2 separate regions of the Homo sapiens genome follow, and region 2 is linked to region 1. A link is a loop called in an ENCODE intact Hi-C map of the cell type or tissue named here. Cell type or tissue: mammary epithelial cell. All regions are shown on one strand.

What was found. Hi-C counts contacts between places; a loop is a spot of excess contacts. Peaks named below come from ENCODE experiments on the same cell type or tissue, not always from the same donor. Only the 100,000 strongest peaks of a DNase experiment are listed, where the experiment ranks them.
Region 2: a loop joins it to region 1, with 5 times the contacts of the local background. A loop is called at or near these places in 3 of 110 quality-filtered maps.

What each region holds. Positions count from the first base shown.
Region 1 is chr7:77,435,627-77,443,626 of GRCh38, forward strand. No RefSeq gene overlaps it. Among named protein-coding and RNA genes, the nearest start is that of GSAP, 23 kb to the left of the region's middle. In mammary epithelial cell, a CTCF peak has its summit at 4,111 (motif pointing right); DNase peaks (open chromatin) are centred at 4,115 and 7,225; H3K27ac peaks cover 1,274 bases.
Region 2 is chr7:77,633,526-77,641,525 of GRCh38, forward strand. PTPN12 (protein tyrosine phosphatase non-receptor type 12) reads left to right here. Exons shown (of 18, transcript NM_002835.4): 15 at 2,257-2,324; 16 at 3,493-3,523; 17 at 5,099-5,206; 18 at 5,694-6,544. The coding sequence ends at 5,755. Among named protein-coding and RNA genes, the nearest start is that of APTR, 59 kb to the right of the region's middle. In mammary epithelial cell, no CTCF peak of the experiment used is centred here; no DNase peak of the experiment used is centred here.

The DNA of each region.
Region 1 (8,000 bases):
CTCAGAGTTCGAGACCAGCCTGGCCGACATGGTGAAACCCCGTCTCTACTAAAAATACAAAATTAGCCGGGTGTGGTGGCGGGCGCCTGTAGTCCCAGCTACTCAGGAGGCTGAGGCAGGAGAATGGCGTGAACCCGGGAGGCGGAGCTTGCAGTGAGCCGAGATCCCGCCACTGCACTCGGGCAACAGAGCCAGACTCTGTCTCAAAACAAACAAACAAACAAACAACAACAACAACAAAAAACAAATATTAGGCCGGGTGCGGTGGCTCACGCCTGTAATCCTAGCACTTTGGGAGGCCAAGGTGGGCGGATTGCCTGAGCACAGGAGTTTGAGACCAGCCTGGGCAACAACGGGGAAACCCTATCTCTCCTAAAATACAAAAAATTAGCCAGGCCTGGCGGCGTGCGCCCGGAGTCCCAGCTACTTGGGAGGCTGAGGCAGGAGAATCACTTCAAACCAGGAGACGGAGGTTGCAGTGAGCCAAGATCACGCCACTACACTGCAGCCTGGGCGACAGAGCGAGACTCCGTCTCAAAAAAAAAAAAAAAAAAAAAAAAAAAATTACAAATGTTAGCCTTCACTGTGGCGGGCGCCTGTAATCCCAGCTACTCAGCAGGCTGAAGCAAGAGAATCGCTTGAACCTGGGAGGCGGAGGTTGCCCTGAGCGGAGATCGGCCGAGATCACACCACTGCACTCCAGCCTGGGCGACAGAGCAAGACTCTGTCTCAAAAAAAAAAAAAAAAAAAAGAGAGAGAGAGAATATGCTTCAAATATGTAAACAGGAAATGCTATGATGTCTGTAAGTTGCATCAACATAATACCAATGACAGAGTGGATGAGGGGATGGACAGGAGAGGATTGGCCTCAGGTTGATGGATATTGGGGCTGAGTGGTGGCTACATAGGAATTAATTGTGCTATTCTATCTACTTTTCTGTGTATTTAAAATCCACCACAATTAAAAATTAAAAAACGAAAAAAACAAAAATAAAATCTGCCTTGTAATTCTCCTCTTCATACATGACTATGTGAACAGACAAGTACCACCAGGCACAGTGTGTCAGTGGAAAATAGTTGTCATTTTTCTTTATGACTGTGTATTAATATATACACACATATGCATTTAGTCTTACATACACTTACTGCCTGTCATCAGTCCAGTGTCATTCAACGGACCTAGGTTCCTGGGTTCCACTTTGCTGCTTCCATATTTGTGTGTCTTCAAGCATGTAGTTCATGTTTCTCACTTTGAACTCCAAATGGTGACGTTGTTGCTTTTAGGGTGGTATTGGGAGAACTGGTGATGGAACATTTAAAATAGTTTAGCATTATGCAGTATAATAGAAGGATGTTAGGGACTAGGGCTGGTTTAAGATCTGTTATTAGTCCTGGCTCAGCCATTGGTCGGTCATGTGAAGGTGCAAGTTGGACAGCTCCTTTAACTTGGTTAGTTCTCAGTTTCTTCACCTGTAAATAAAGTGCTGAGCCTGCTCTCCAAGGTGCTTTAGGCTCCAGTACTCCATGATTCATTAAATTTTATTACAGAATATTATAAAAGCTTATCATATAAAATATATTGCTTTTTTGCTCATAAAGGAGAGCATGGTATATACATATATATAGATAGATAGATAGCCTGAACAGCATAAGTTAAATATATTCTTTTTTTGTTTTTGTTTTGGTAGAAAGTGATTCTTAGTCTTCTATAAATAAAGAAAACAGAATAAATAATATTTAGCAGCAAATGACAATAAAAGTTAAGTTCATATCACACTGTAAGCTAATCAGGGTTATGACTAGGGTTTCAAGACTGTGAAATTATATGGGAACATAGAAATTAAATTACTCTTATTAATATCCATAAACACTAGAAAAAGTTCAAGGAAACATTTTTTAAAATAAACTAACAACATAATGGTTAAAACTGAAAGAAATGATGATAGCAGCATTAACAATATTAATAATTGTGGTAGCAAATTTTTATTTCACTCTTGCTGTAATATAGTAAGCACTATTTTAAGCAGTTTGCATACATTCAACTTGTTTAATTTTCATAACGATCTTAGGAGTGGTTATTATTATTTTCCTCATCTCTAAAGTGACGACCCTTGCCCAAAGTTATAGAGTCGGTTTACCTGCAGGGTGTTCTGTGAGTATCAGATAATATTTGTGAAATAGTGTATATGAAAATGCTTTGTAAGCTGGACATGGTGGCATGTGCCTGTAGTCCCAGCTTCTTGGGAGGCTAAGGCAGGAGGATCACTTGAGGCCAGGAGTTTGAGGCCGTCATGAGCTATGATCGAATCTGTGAATGGCCACTGCAATCCAGCCTAGGCAACATAGCAAGACCATGTCCCTTAAAAAAAAAAATGCTTTGTAAAGTGTTAAATGCCAAAGTGTTAATTATCATTATTAGAATTAGAGGGAAGTTTAAATGTTTTAAATATGTTTAATAATGTAAGAAGAAAAAATAAAATATTTTTAAAACATTGGAAAATCTCATTGCAAAAAGAGACAAGACATGCCTAATGAAATAATAGACTAGGCAATGATCATCAATGGCAGCCAAGGCAACTAGGCGAAAAGCCAAAGGCAAATTTTATAATGAATGCATCTGGTAAAAACTCTTAAACCCACTAATAAATGTTAACATCAAAAAGAGAGATAACCAGACATTATGCCTTCTGGTGGAGATACACAACCCCACCCTTTGATGAAAAACCAAAACCTGAATCTGATCAAGATCCTAGACCTATCTCTAGTTTGCAGGAAATACTGGGGACAGAAGTACATGAAACTGTTGCACAAACCAGAAGAATAGAATCAGCCAAATCCAGAGAATGAGAATCATTATAGGACAAATGTCCTTGTTTCTTCAACAAATAAATTCCAAGGGGGAAAAAAGGAGCAGAGAAAAGACTTGTTGTTTTAAAAATATTTAAGAGGAATGTCTAAAATGTATTGTGTGTATCCCTTGTTTGTATCTTTTCATTTTTAAGTTCTTAATGGTGTTTTCTGAGTATTGTAAACCACTTTATTGGGGGTATGATTGGCATATGAAATGCTGTACATAATTAACGTATATACCTTGATGAGCCTGGAGATAAGTACACATCTGTGAAACCATCACCACAACCTATGCCATACATATATCCATCACCTCCAAAAGTTTCCTCCTGCCTTCTTTATTTATTTATTTAGAGTGTGTGAGAGTGTGTGTGTGTGTGATAAAAACACGTAGACTTGTTTGGATCTTGATTTGAACAAACCAATTGTTTAAAAAACTATGGGAAATTTAAGTACTAACTGGATTATTTAGAGATACTAAGGAATTATTGTTATTTTAAAATGAGATATAGCATTGTGGGGTATTTTTGGACAAGGCCTTACCTTGTCCAAAGGTCTGGTGTTACAGACATATTTACATATGAAATAATATATTTGTGTTTAGCTTCAAGAAATTTAGTGTGGGAGGGAAGTGAGTATATAGATTTTAAAAGACTGGGCATGGGCCAATTATTGTTAAAGCTAGGTAATATGTACATGAGATTTCATTATAATACCCTGTCCATTTTCATATATATGTTAATTTTTCTATAATAAAAAGACAAGAATATAAAGACAAACAAGATGAAATGGTTAAAAATAGTCCATAGAAGCAGAAAATAATATTATTATTTTGAAATTGAAGATACTGCAGCTAAATTTCACTTTCTGTAGGTGAAGTGAGAAATTGCATTGCAAAGTACTGTTTTAAAAAAGACAGAACCATTAGGGATTTGTCAACTTTGTTTCCCTTTCTGTGTTTAATTTAGGAATTAAGAATTTTTTTAAAAAGTCTACATAAATCTATTATTTAACAAAGACATTTCCTGAGCACACACTAAATGCCAGACTCTTGTCTTACTGTATATATTTGAGGAATTTTAGTTACAGTGTGAAATCCAGCTGGAGATGCCAAGACAACACCCACAAAGCAATTAGAAATCAGAACAGGACAACATTGTAACAAAGCTAGCTACTCCCCAGATTTGTGCTTCTCTTCCATAGAGAAGAGTAGTTCCAGGGATATAGACACCCAGCCAGGGGGTACATTTCCCAGCACAAGGTGGAGCCCTGTGCCTAGTTCTCACCAGCGGAAGTGTTATGACGTGCCACTTCTGGACGGAGGTGGCAAAGAAGCAGATAGACTGTCCCTTCTTTCCAACATTCAGCAAATACCAATGCCTGAGGCAACTCTGGGAGCTTTGTGTTGAAGATGGCAAAGCCTCCATCACCCTGAGTCTCTAAACGGCTGCAAAAAGCACAGCGCTCCTTTTCCCCATCCCTGCCCCCAAAGCATCATGAATTATACACTCTCACCTATGATCAGCAAGTATAACTTCTACGGTGTTGGGCCACTGAGATTTTGGAGTTTTATCTCTTATAGAGGTTAGTTCATGTATCAATTGCTAAGTGGGATGTTACAGTGTATATTTGGAGATTAAGAAATCACTGTAATCACAAAATGTTTCAGGGGGAAGGTGGAGCTTGAGCCGGAATTTTTTTTTTTTTTTTTTTTTTTTTTTGAGACAGGGTCTTGCTCTGTCACCCAGGCTGGAGTGCAGTGGTGCAAACTTGGCTCAGCTCACTGCAGCCTCTGCCTTCCGGGTTCAAGCGATTCTCATGCCTCAGCCTCCTGAGTAGCTGGGACTACAGGCGTGCACCACCATGCTCAGCTAAGTTTTGTATTTTTAGTAGAGACTGGGTTTCGCCATGTTGCCCAGGCCGGTCTCAAACTTCAGACCTCAAGTGATCTGCCCACCTCAGCCTCCCAAAGTGCTGGGATTACAGGCATGAGCTGGCACCCCTGGCCTTGAGCTGGATTTTGAACAATGAGTTGAAAGTGACTAAATGGAGAGGATGGGGAGTGAGTGGGTACCAGGATAAGGAACCAACATAAGAACCACAGCACTAATTCACATGCAGCTAGAGGAGAGTGAGACCATCTTGATGAGTAGATGCAGTTGGGGAACAAGGGAAATAAGGATGAAGAGGCAGGATGGAATCAGAGCATGGAGATCCTTGATAATTCAGGATCTGATTCAATGACGACCACTTCTGAATTAAAAGGATGAAGCTTCTGGAGTAAAAGGATGATTTATGAAAGGTCTGTATTAGCAAAATCAGTGAGACAAAATAAAGGAGATGGACCGGAGAGAAAAAAGATTAGGCTACATGACTAGCTAAGAGGATGTCGCAGCAATCCAGTTCTGATATAATTAGAGACCACATTGGCAAACTCAGTAGAAAGGAAGGGTGAATGTAATCATCATCCTAAAGAACAAATCCACAGGGATTGACAGCAGAGAAAAAAACATGAACTCAAACATTTATTAAACCAGAAGTATGTCTAGTTCTAACACTCAAAATTGTGAGTTCTATTATTTGGGGTATTATTTAATCTCATTGAGTTTGTGTCTTCTGTCAAATGAGAGGAAAGAACCAAATGACCCAAAAGTTCTTTTCACCTGTGAAAGTCTATGGCTGTAAAGTCATGAGTTTAAAAAAAAAAAAAAAAGTAAATGACATATTCAGTAGGAGGAGGCAAAGAAGGCGGAGTATACTAATGTATGACTGAAACATACTCTATTTGAACTGGAACTGGTCCTCTATACTGGATGTTTGAATTGTTACTAATCTTTTGTATTACAAACAATGTAGCAATGAATGATGGGAAAGTACTTTAACTTTCCTAGATTTTCAATTACACCTGGTTTTAAGAACTAAGTCCTGGGCTGTGCAAGGTGGCTCACACGTGTAATCCTAGCACTTTGGGAGACCAAGGCGGGAAGATTGCTTGAGCCCAGGAGTTAAGAGGCCAGCTTGGTTAATACAGTGAGACCCCATCTCTACAAAAAACACAAAAAATTGGCCAGGCATTATGGCATGTGCCTGTAGCCCCAGCTACCCGGCAGGCTGAGATGGAAGGATCACCTGACCCTGGGAGGTCGAGGCTGCAGTGAACTGTGATCTGTGGGTGACAGAGTGAGACCCTGTCTCAAAACAAAAATTAAAACTAAAACTAAAAACTAAACCCCGAATATGATAACTTGCCACAACAGTTACACTAGATGCAGTATTAATTCCCTCTTAGAGATGAAGATAACTAAAGATTATTTCCTAATTATAAAGATTTAAAAATGTGAAAGTATTTGGGGGAAAAAAATGAAGACTTCGCAAATATAAAGTATTAACATCAACTTTGTTATTACCATCAAGCACAGGTAACACTGGCTACTTTTTTCCCTAGATAACTATGTATAAAGTAGCATTAAAATGTGTTTTGGGGTGGGCACAGTGGCTCATTCCTATAATCCCAGCACTTTTGGAGGCCGAGGCAAGTGGATCGCTTGAGCCCATGAGTTTGAGACCAGCCTGTACAACATATCAAAACTCTGTCTCCACCGAAAAAAAAAAAAAAAAAAAGCACAAATTAGGCGAGCATGGTGGCATGCACCTGTAGTCCCAGCTACTCAGAAGGCTGAAGTGGGAGGATCGCTTGACCCCAGGAGGTTGAGGCTGCAGTGGGCTGAGATCACACCACTGCACTTCAGCCTGGGTGACAGCAAGACCCTGTCTCAAAAAAAAAAAAAAAAAACTTTAGTTTTCTGTTTTACAATTACTCTTAGGCTTGTTTCATTTTGTATTACTTTATAAACAGACCCCTAGATGAAACTGTTAGTAAACTAAGAAAGTGAGCACTATTTTCCATCCTGAAAATAACAACTAATAAGGGCAAATAGAAAGTATAGTCTCTGACACTCAATAGTTTTCTGGTACTCCACCATTGCCTTGCTATGTATCAAAGAAAGATACCACCTAGCCAGTATGTATTTCACAAACTTATAAGGATCTTTACACAAGCTATATAGACAGTGCTAGACATGGGTTCGATTATACTACAGAATGAAGACCAAGATGGATGAAATCAAAGAAGAAATTGATTCACAAACATATATCGGACAAGAGACTGGTATCTAGGGTATATAAATAACTTCTATAACTCAATAACAAAAACATAAAGCATCCACTAAAAAGTGGGCAAATATTTTGAACAGACACTTCACAAAGAATGGTCGATAAGCATATGAAAAGTGCTGAACATCATTAGTCATCAGGAAATGCCAGTTAATACCACAATGAGACACCATTATGCATCCACCAAAACAGTGAAAATTCAAAAGACTGACAGCCCCAAATGTTGGCAAGAATGTGAAGCAACCAGAACATTCAGACATTGCTGGCAGAAGTATAAAGTGGCATACTCATTTTGGAGACAGGCCTGGTAGCTTCTCATAATATGAAGCACACACATATTCTATGACCCGGCAATTTCACTCCTAAATATTCAAAAGAAATAAAAACATAATGTCCTCAAAAACACTTGTATGGAAATGCTCTCAGAAGCTTTATTCATCATTGCCGAAATCCAGAAACCATTCAGGTGTTCACCAATAGGAAGATGGATAAACCAACTGTGGTGTAATCAGGTAACAGAATATTACTCAACAACAAAAAGGAACTATTGATGCACACAAAAACATGGATGAATTGCAAAAACATTATGCTGAATGAACAGTCTTACCCATAAAAGCGCATACTTTATGACTCAATTTATATGAAGTTCTAGAACAGGCACAGCTAATCTATCATGGGAAAAAATTAGAACACTGTTTGCCTGGGGCTAGGGGAGGGTAAGAGAGGATTGACTGCAAAGGGTCAGGGGAAACTTTCTGGGGTGATAGTAACATTCTGTCTTGAGAGGGCATTAGGATACACAGGTGTATACATTTATCAAAACTTGGCCAGGCACAGTGGCTCATGCCTATAATCTTAGCACTTTGGGAGGCCGAGGTGGGAGGATCACTTGAGCCCAGGAGTTTGAGACCAGCCTGGGCAACATAGTGAGACCTCTACTCTACAAAAAATAAAAAATTAGCCAGAGGTGATGGCAC
Region 2 (8,000 bases), 200 kb after region 1:
TTGAACCCCGGAGGCAGAGGTTGGAGTGAGCCGAGACCATGCCACTGCACTCCAGCCTGGGCAACAGAGCAAGACTCCATCTCAAAAAAAAAAAAAGTAGCACTTATTTATGAAAACATTAATTGCTTTCCTTAGATTTAGGTCAGTAAACATTTCTGTTGGGTGGGCGTCACTGGATTGGTGTTAACTGAAAGACATTTAACACCACTGGAGTAGACTGAGCACATTGGCTCATACCTGTAATCGCAGCACTTTGGGAGTCCAAGGCGCGAGGATTGCTTGAGCCTAAGAGTTTGAGACCAGCCTGGGCAACACAGTGATACCTCCTCTCTTCTAAAAATAAAATAACTGTCCAGTTGTGGTGGTGGGCGCCTGTAATCCCAGCTGCTTGGGAGGCTGAGGCAGGAGAATTGCTTGAACCCAGGATGCAGAGGTTGCAGCGAGCTGAGACCACGCCATTGCATTCCAGCCTGGGCAACAAGAGCAAAAAACTTTGTCTCAAAAAATAATAATAACAACAAAAAATTAGCCAGGTGTGGTGGCATGTGCCTGTAGTCCTTGCTACTCAGGAGGCTGAAGAAGAAGGATTGCTTGATCCCTGTAGTTGGAGGCTGCAGTGAGCCATGATCGCACCACTGTACTCCAGTTTGGTAACAGTGAGACCCCGTCTGTGGAAGAAAAAAAAAAGACCACTGGAGTATCAGAACTGGGAGAAAGTGATGATACTTTAAAACATTGATAATATACTTCTCCCTATTAATCCTCTAAAAAAGAGTGCAGAAACAGCTTGATTGTATTTACAGTGTCTCATGCTCAGTGGAGGTGCTCACTTGTCTAAGTACATTTTACCAATATATTAATTTTGACTGATTTTTGTTTTGTTTCATTTGGTTTTCTTTTTATTTATTTATTTTTTATTTATTCATTTTTTTGAGATGGAGTCTCATTCTGTCGCCCCGGCTGGAGTGCAGTGGCACGATCTCGGCTCACTGCAAGCTCCACCTCTTGGGTTCATGCCATTCTCCTGCCTCAGCCTCCCATGTAGCTGGGACTACAGGTGCCTGCCACCACACCCGGCTTATTTTTTTGTATTTTTTTTAGTAGAGACAGGGTTTCACCGTGTTAGCCAGGATGGTCCATCTCCTGACCTCATGATCCGCCCACCTCAGCCTCTCAAAGTGCTGGGATTACAGGCATGAGCCACCACGCCCGGCTAATTTTTTTGTATTTTTTTAGTAGAGACAGGGTTTCACCATGTTAGCCAGGATGGTCTCCATCTCCTGACCTCGTGATCGCCCGCCTCAGCCTCCCAAAGTGCTGGGATTACAGGCGGGAGCCACCACGCCCGGCCTTGTTTTGTTTTATTTCGAGTTGGAGTTCCACTCTGTCACTCAGGCTGGAGTGCAGTGGCACGATCTGGGCTCAAGCTGTTCTCCTGCCTCAGCCTCCTGAGTAGCTGCGATTAGAGGCATACACCGTCACTCCCAACTAATTTTTTTATTAGAGATAGGGTCTCACCATGTTGGCCAGGCTGGTCTTGAACTCCTGACCTCAAGTGATCTGCCTGCCTCAGCCTCCCAAAGTGAATTTTGACTGATTTTAAGATAAATGTTAAAGAGCCAAGCACAATGGCTTATGCCTGTGATCCCAGCACTTTGGGAGACCAAGGCAGGTGGATCTCTGTTCCATTTGCCCTAGGAGTTTGAGACCAGCCTGGGCAACATGGCAAAACCCTGTCTGTATAAAATCAAAAATTAGCCAGGCGAGGTGGCATGCACCTATAGTCCCAGCTACTCAAGAAGCTGAGATGGGAAGATTGCCTGAGCCTGGGAGGTTGAGGCTCCAGTGAGCCGAGATCGCGCCTGGTCAACAGAGTGAGACCCTGTCTCAACAACAATTAAAAAGAATGTTGAAAGCAATGAAACGGTATACTTCAGTTGTCTAAGTCTGTCACGTTGTCTGTAGATTAAGCAGTATACTTCACTTGTCTGTCACATTATCTATAGACTGTAATACACTGATGACTGAATTTATTTACTTAGGTTTTGAAGGAAGGAAACAGAATGTTCTCGAATTAATAGAAACTACAATTTTTTTTTTTTAGAAACTTCAGAAATATGCTTACCCAGAAACTACAAAATTTTTGTGGAAGCGATAGTTTCTAAAATCTTTAGGATCTGTTTTTTGTATTACTTTAATGCAAAGAAATTTCAGAAATTCAAGGTGTTAATAACAATAAGATTTCATTTTTCTCAGATACACCTGTAAGATCGGAATGGAGTGAACTTCAAAGTCAGGAACGATCTGAACAAAAAAAGTCTGAAGTAAGTCCTTTTGGAATTGGAACAGTTATAGCTTAACATTTCTACTCTTTTGTTAACTAATCTTGCAGTTGTTGAAATAGCTGTCATCTTAAGATCGTTAAATATAGTTTGTAATTTTTGATCGGCATTTCTTATACTAAGATTTCAGATGAAAAGCCCATATAAAAGGTAGGTTCTGAAATTTTTTAAAAGGGTAACCTGATCTACATACAACTATCACTTTAAAGTATTGTTTTCTCAAGCTGTTTTTGAAATATGTAAATTATGCTTCAAATAATTTTGAAGGTATGAATGAAATAGGAGTTACTATTTTCAGGGTCCTAATTCTTTCTTACATTTCTAGATGCTTCCCATTATAACACTAGGCACATAGTCGCTTCTTTTGTTTTTTTCTGGCTACCTGGCATTTCTTTGACATTCGAGAAATGTTTTGGCAATTAAATATTTTGAGGGCGTGGCATGGTGGCTCATGTCTGTAATCACAGCACTTTGGGAGGCCAAGCAGAAGGATCACTTGAGCCCAGGAGTTCAAGACCATCCTGGGCAACATGGGGAGACCTTATCTCTACAAAAATTTTTAAAATTAGCCAGGCGTGGTGGCGCATGTCTATGGTCCCAGCTTTTTGGGAGGCTGAGATGGGAGGATTGCTTGGGCCCCAGAGGTCAAGGCTGCAGTGAGCCATGATCACACCACTGCACTCCAGCCTGAGTGACAGAGTGAGACCCTGTCTCAGCAACAACACATTTGTCCATAGGAGATAACATTTTTTATTAACATTAATACTTTTTGTATTTTCTCCCATACTTTAATATCTCTGAAATTTAGCTACATCTTATATTTGATTTTAAGACATGATGTAGTTTAATTGACATATAAAATACAATAATGATATAATTAGTAATAGTGGCTGGCAAAACACAGCTGTATGTTCCTTCATGCAGTAGCCCATGCTTTTCAGTGCTCATCCAGAAACATTTACTCCAAGGAGAAATAGCATAACATTTTAAAATTTTAAGCCTAATTAAAAAACAATTGTTTGCTTTTCCTCTGATGCTGAAAATGATAGGCCTTGATTTCTTGGGATATATACCCATAACAGACCCAGCTTTCTATTATTTGTATATAAAATGAATGTATTGTAATAGGTATTAAATGTCTTCCTCGTAGGGCTTGATAACCTCTGAAAATGAGAAATGTGGTAAGTTGTTAGATTTTTTTTTTCCTTTTTACTGTAGATTTTATTGATTAATTTCTACAAAATAACATGCTTCATAGTTCATGCTATATAGTTATTTCTGTATGTGAAAATGTCTAGGACAACTCTTGTAGAAGCTTAATATTGTACTATAATTCTTCCAAATTAATTATTACCACCAGATAGTAGTATTGATCTGGAAAATCATGGGAGCATTTACTATCAATAATTACAGGCTAATGGGAAAGAGATTTTTTAAAAATATTTTTCTGTTTTTTATTTTCTGTTTTTAAAAACACCTAGAAGTTAGATCCCGACTTAAATAAATGATGGAATTGCTTCTGTAGAAACCTATTGTTTTAGAAATCTTCCTTTTAGTACTTTTTCATTTATTTGTGAAGACCAATAAAATTGTGAAAGAATGAATGAATTTTAGTAGTTAACATCTTTTGTTACTAATCTTAAACACTGGTAATTAAAGAGTAAACTACAATCTAAACAACATAAAACTTTAAAAGTGGAGTTATTAGGCCTGGCGTGGTGGCTCACACCTATAATCCCAGCACTTTGGGAGACCCAGGCAGGCAATCACCTGAGGTCAGGAGTTCGAAACCAGCCTTGAGCAACATGGTGAAACCCCGTCTCTACTAAAAATAAAAAAAATAGCTAGGCGTCATGCCATCTGCCTGTAATCCCAGCTACTAGGGAGACTGAGGCAGGAGAATCCCTTGAACCCCGGAGGCAGAGGTTGCAGTGCGCCGAGATTGCGCCATTGCACTCCAACCCGGGCAACAAGAGGGAAACTCCGTCTCAAAAAAAAAAAAAAAAAAACAAGTAGAGTTATTATTTCAAGGTGCAAATAGTGCATTAATTAACCCTGACCTTGTTGATTTCTTAAAATTTTTTTTTTTTTTTTTTTTTTTTTTTTTGAGACAGAGGTCTTGCTCTGTCGCCCAGGCTGGAGTGCAGTGGCGCGATCTCGGCTCACTGCAAGCTCCACCTCCTGGGTTCACAACATTCTCCTGCCTCAGCCTCCTGAGTAGCTGGGACTACAGGCGCCCGCCACCACGCCTGGCTAATTTTTTTGTATTTTTAGTAGAGACGGGGTTTCACCATGTTAGCCAGGATGATCTCGATATCCTGACCTCATGATCGGCTCGCCTCGGCCTCCCAAAGTGCTGGGATTACAGGCATGAGCCACCGCGCCTGGCCTGACCTTGTTGATTTCTATACAAAGACATTTCAGTTGCAACTATTCCCTTAGAACATAGGCATATAGTATAGCTACCTTAAGGGAATGTAATATGTCAAGACCTAGATTTATGAAGTAAGAATAACGAGAATCCTCACATTGCAGAAGTACTCACTGCAGATTTCTGTGTGACCACAATAATACCTGACATGATTTTCTGTGCACACTACACTTGTATTTATATTGTTCTTGACCTGTAAAATTATGGTGCCCAGGAGAGAAAGTTTTCTCTTTTCATGCTTGCCAACATTTAAAAAATTAAAGAGTTATATATATATGATGCTACAAAGGATGGTGATTAACAAAGGCTTTGTGTTGCTACTTAGATCATCCAGCGGGAGGTATTCACTATGAAATGTGCATAGAATGTCCACCTACTTTCAGTGACAAGAGAGAACAAATATCAGAAAATCCAACAGAAGCCACAGATATTGGTAATTTGTTTAATAAATAATTTTTAGTAAGTAGTTAACACTGGCAGGAATGAGAAAAGCTCATTTGCCATTGTGAAATGACACTTGCCAAGAATAAAACATGATTTTCCAAAGTTGCTTGGACTAGTCATGAAATAAATGAAATACTTAATTCTATTTCACATTGAGATTAAAAACTAAAATAGAAAACTGCAGTATAAAAAATCTTTTGTGTTGGAAAGACTAAATTATCATGGATATTTTTCTTACATTGTGATAAAATTGGTTTTATTTCCAGCATAAGATTTTTAAAAGAAGCAATCATTTTCAGTTATTCCAAATAAATTTACAATTGTTTTGCATTTACCAAGTTTTGTTTGGCTTAAATTCTAAATTCCCTTGTGGAAATTTATTTGTTCCAGAAAATGAGAATGTCTGTGGACATGGTTTTTAGTAGTTTGAAAGTATTTCTGAACACTGACTAGTTATTGTGGTGTTTTCACTGTAGGTTTTGGTAATCGATGTGGAAAACCCAAAGGACCAAGAGATCCACCTTCAGAATGGACATGATTCAGGGAGCTAGAAGACACTTTAAGTTATACTGGAAAATTCAGGTGCCACTGAAAGCCAGATTTATAGTATTCCATCTTTAATATGTGGGACTAACAGCAGTGTAGATTGTTACCTTAATATTTTTTGCTGGGACCATCTACCTGCCTTATACTACACTTAGGAAAAAGTATTACATATGGTTTATTTTGAAACTTCAAGTATTATTGCCTTAATGTCTCTTAACCCTGTTACACGCTGCTTGTAGACATGTTAATATAGTAATACCTTTATGATATATTGAGTTTAAGGACTACTCTTTTTCTGTTTTATCATGTATGCATTATTTTGTATATGTACAGGGCAAGTAGGTATATAATTTGATAAAGTTGCAATTGAAATATTATTAACAGAAGATGTAAGAAATTTCTGCATGGTCTAAATCTTTGTGTACTTTATTTGTAAATTATTTGCCCTGGAGTTTTAGAAAATAGTTTCTGAATTTTAAACTTGCTGGATTCATGCAGCCAGCTTTGCAGGTTATCAGAGATCAAAGATTGTAATAATAATTTTGTAAATTGTAAGCAAAAAGTTATTTTTATATTATATACAGTCTAATTGTTCATCCTAATTGTTCCTGTTTTCATCTAGTCAGAGATTCAGTAAGTGCCTTGGAACAATATTGAATTCTCTTAGCTTGTGTGTGTTTCTTTAATATTTGAACTCAAGTGGGATTAGAAGACTATCAAAATACATGTATGTTTCAGGATATTTGACCTGTCATTAAAAAAAACAAACAGTTTTACAGTGCCTACTTGTTGCCTTGGCTTTTCATTTCTCATTCCTAGGATATTGGACTTAACTATCAGCCTTTTTGCTGGCTCAGTCTTGGTATGAAATGAATGTGAATGGGGTTTAATTTCTTTTTTTTTTTCTTTTTTTAGACAGAGTATTGCTCTGTCACCCAGGCTGGAGTACAGTGGTACCATCTTGGCTCACTGTAACCTCCACTTCTGAGGTTCAAGTGATTCTCCTGTCTCAGCCTCCCAAGTAGCCTGCCACGACGCCCGGCTAATTTTTGTATTTTCAGTAGAGATGGTTTCACCATGTTGGCGAGGCTGGTCTCAAACTCCTGAACTCAGGTGGTCCACCTACCTTGGCCTCTCCAAATGCTGGGATTACAGGCATGAGTCACCATGCCAGGCCTAATCTCTTAATTAAGGAATAGAGAGTACCTTCTGCAAAAAACATGGTTCTGCGGATTCTAAATACTTATTGCCCCTAGGCATTCCTCATCCTTATCATTATTAGCCTACCAAAGTCCTAGTAGAAAACCCAACAGAGGGGGCCAGACCGGGTGGCTCACGCCTGTAATTCCAGCCCTTTGGGAGGCCAAGGCAGGCAGATCACTTGAGGTCAGGAGTTCAAGACCAGTCTGGCCAACATGGTGAAACCCCATCTCTACTAAAATTACAAAAAAATTAGCTGGGCATGGTGGCACATGCCTGGAATCCCAGGTATTCAGGAGGCTGAGGCAGGAGAATTGCTTGAACCAAGGAGATGGAGGTTGCAGTGAGCTGAGATCGCACCACTGCACTCCAGCCTGGGCAACAGAGCAAGACTACATCTCAAAAAAAAAAAAAAGAAAGAAAACCAAACCAAGGGGATGTTGAGAACGGGAACTGGTTTCTTGTCATCCCATGACTGGAGCACAGATTCCATTCCTCAATACTAAGTCTGAATTTTCACAACCATAGATTGGAATTGTTGGATATCTGTATTTTCCATCTGCATACAAAAGATTGAAGAAATTGTAAAACTAAAGTACATGGAAAACCTTATATGAGTAGAAGGGGGATTGTTGTGGAGGAGAAAGTAATACTACAATTTCATGTTAAATTTGTTTTAAAGCTAACTGGTCTTCATGTTGATCCCTGTTGATCCCTTAGGATTTTTTTTTTTTTTTTTTTTTTTTTTTTTTTTTTTTTTTTTTTTTTTTTTTTTTTGAGACGAAACTTTGCTCTTGTCGCCCAGGCTGGAGTGTAATGGCGCAATGTCGGCTTACTGCAACCTCTGCCTCCTGGGTTCAAGCAATTCTCCTGCCTCAGCCTCCTTAGTAGCTGGGCTTCCAGGTGCCCACCACAAAGCCCAACTAATTATTTTTGTATTTTTAGTAGAGACGGTGTTTTGCCATGTTGACCAGGCTGTTCTTGAACTCCTGACCTCAGGTGATCTGCCCGCCTCAGCCTCCGAAAGTGCTGGGATT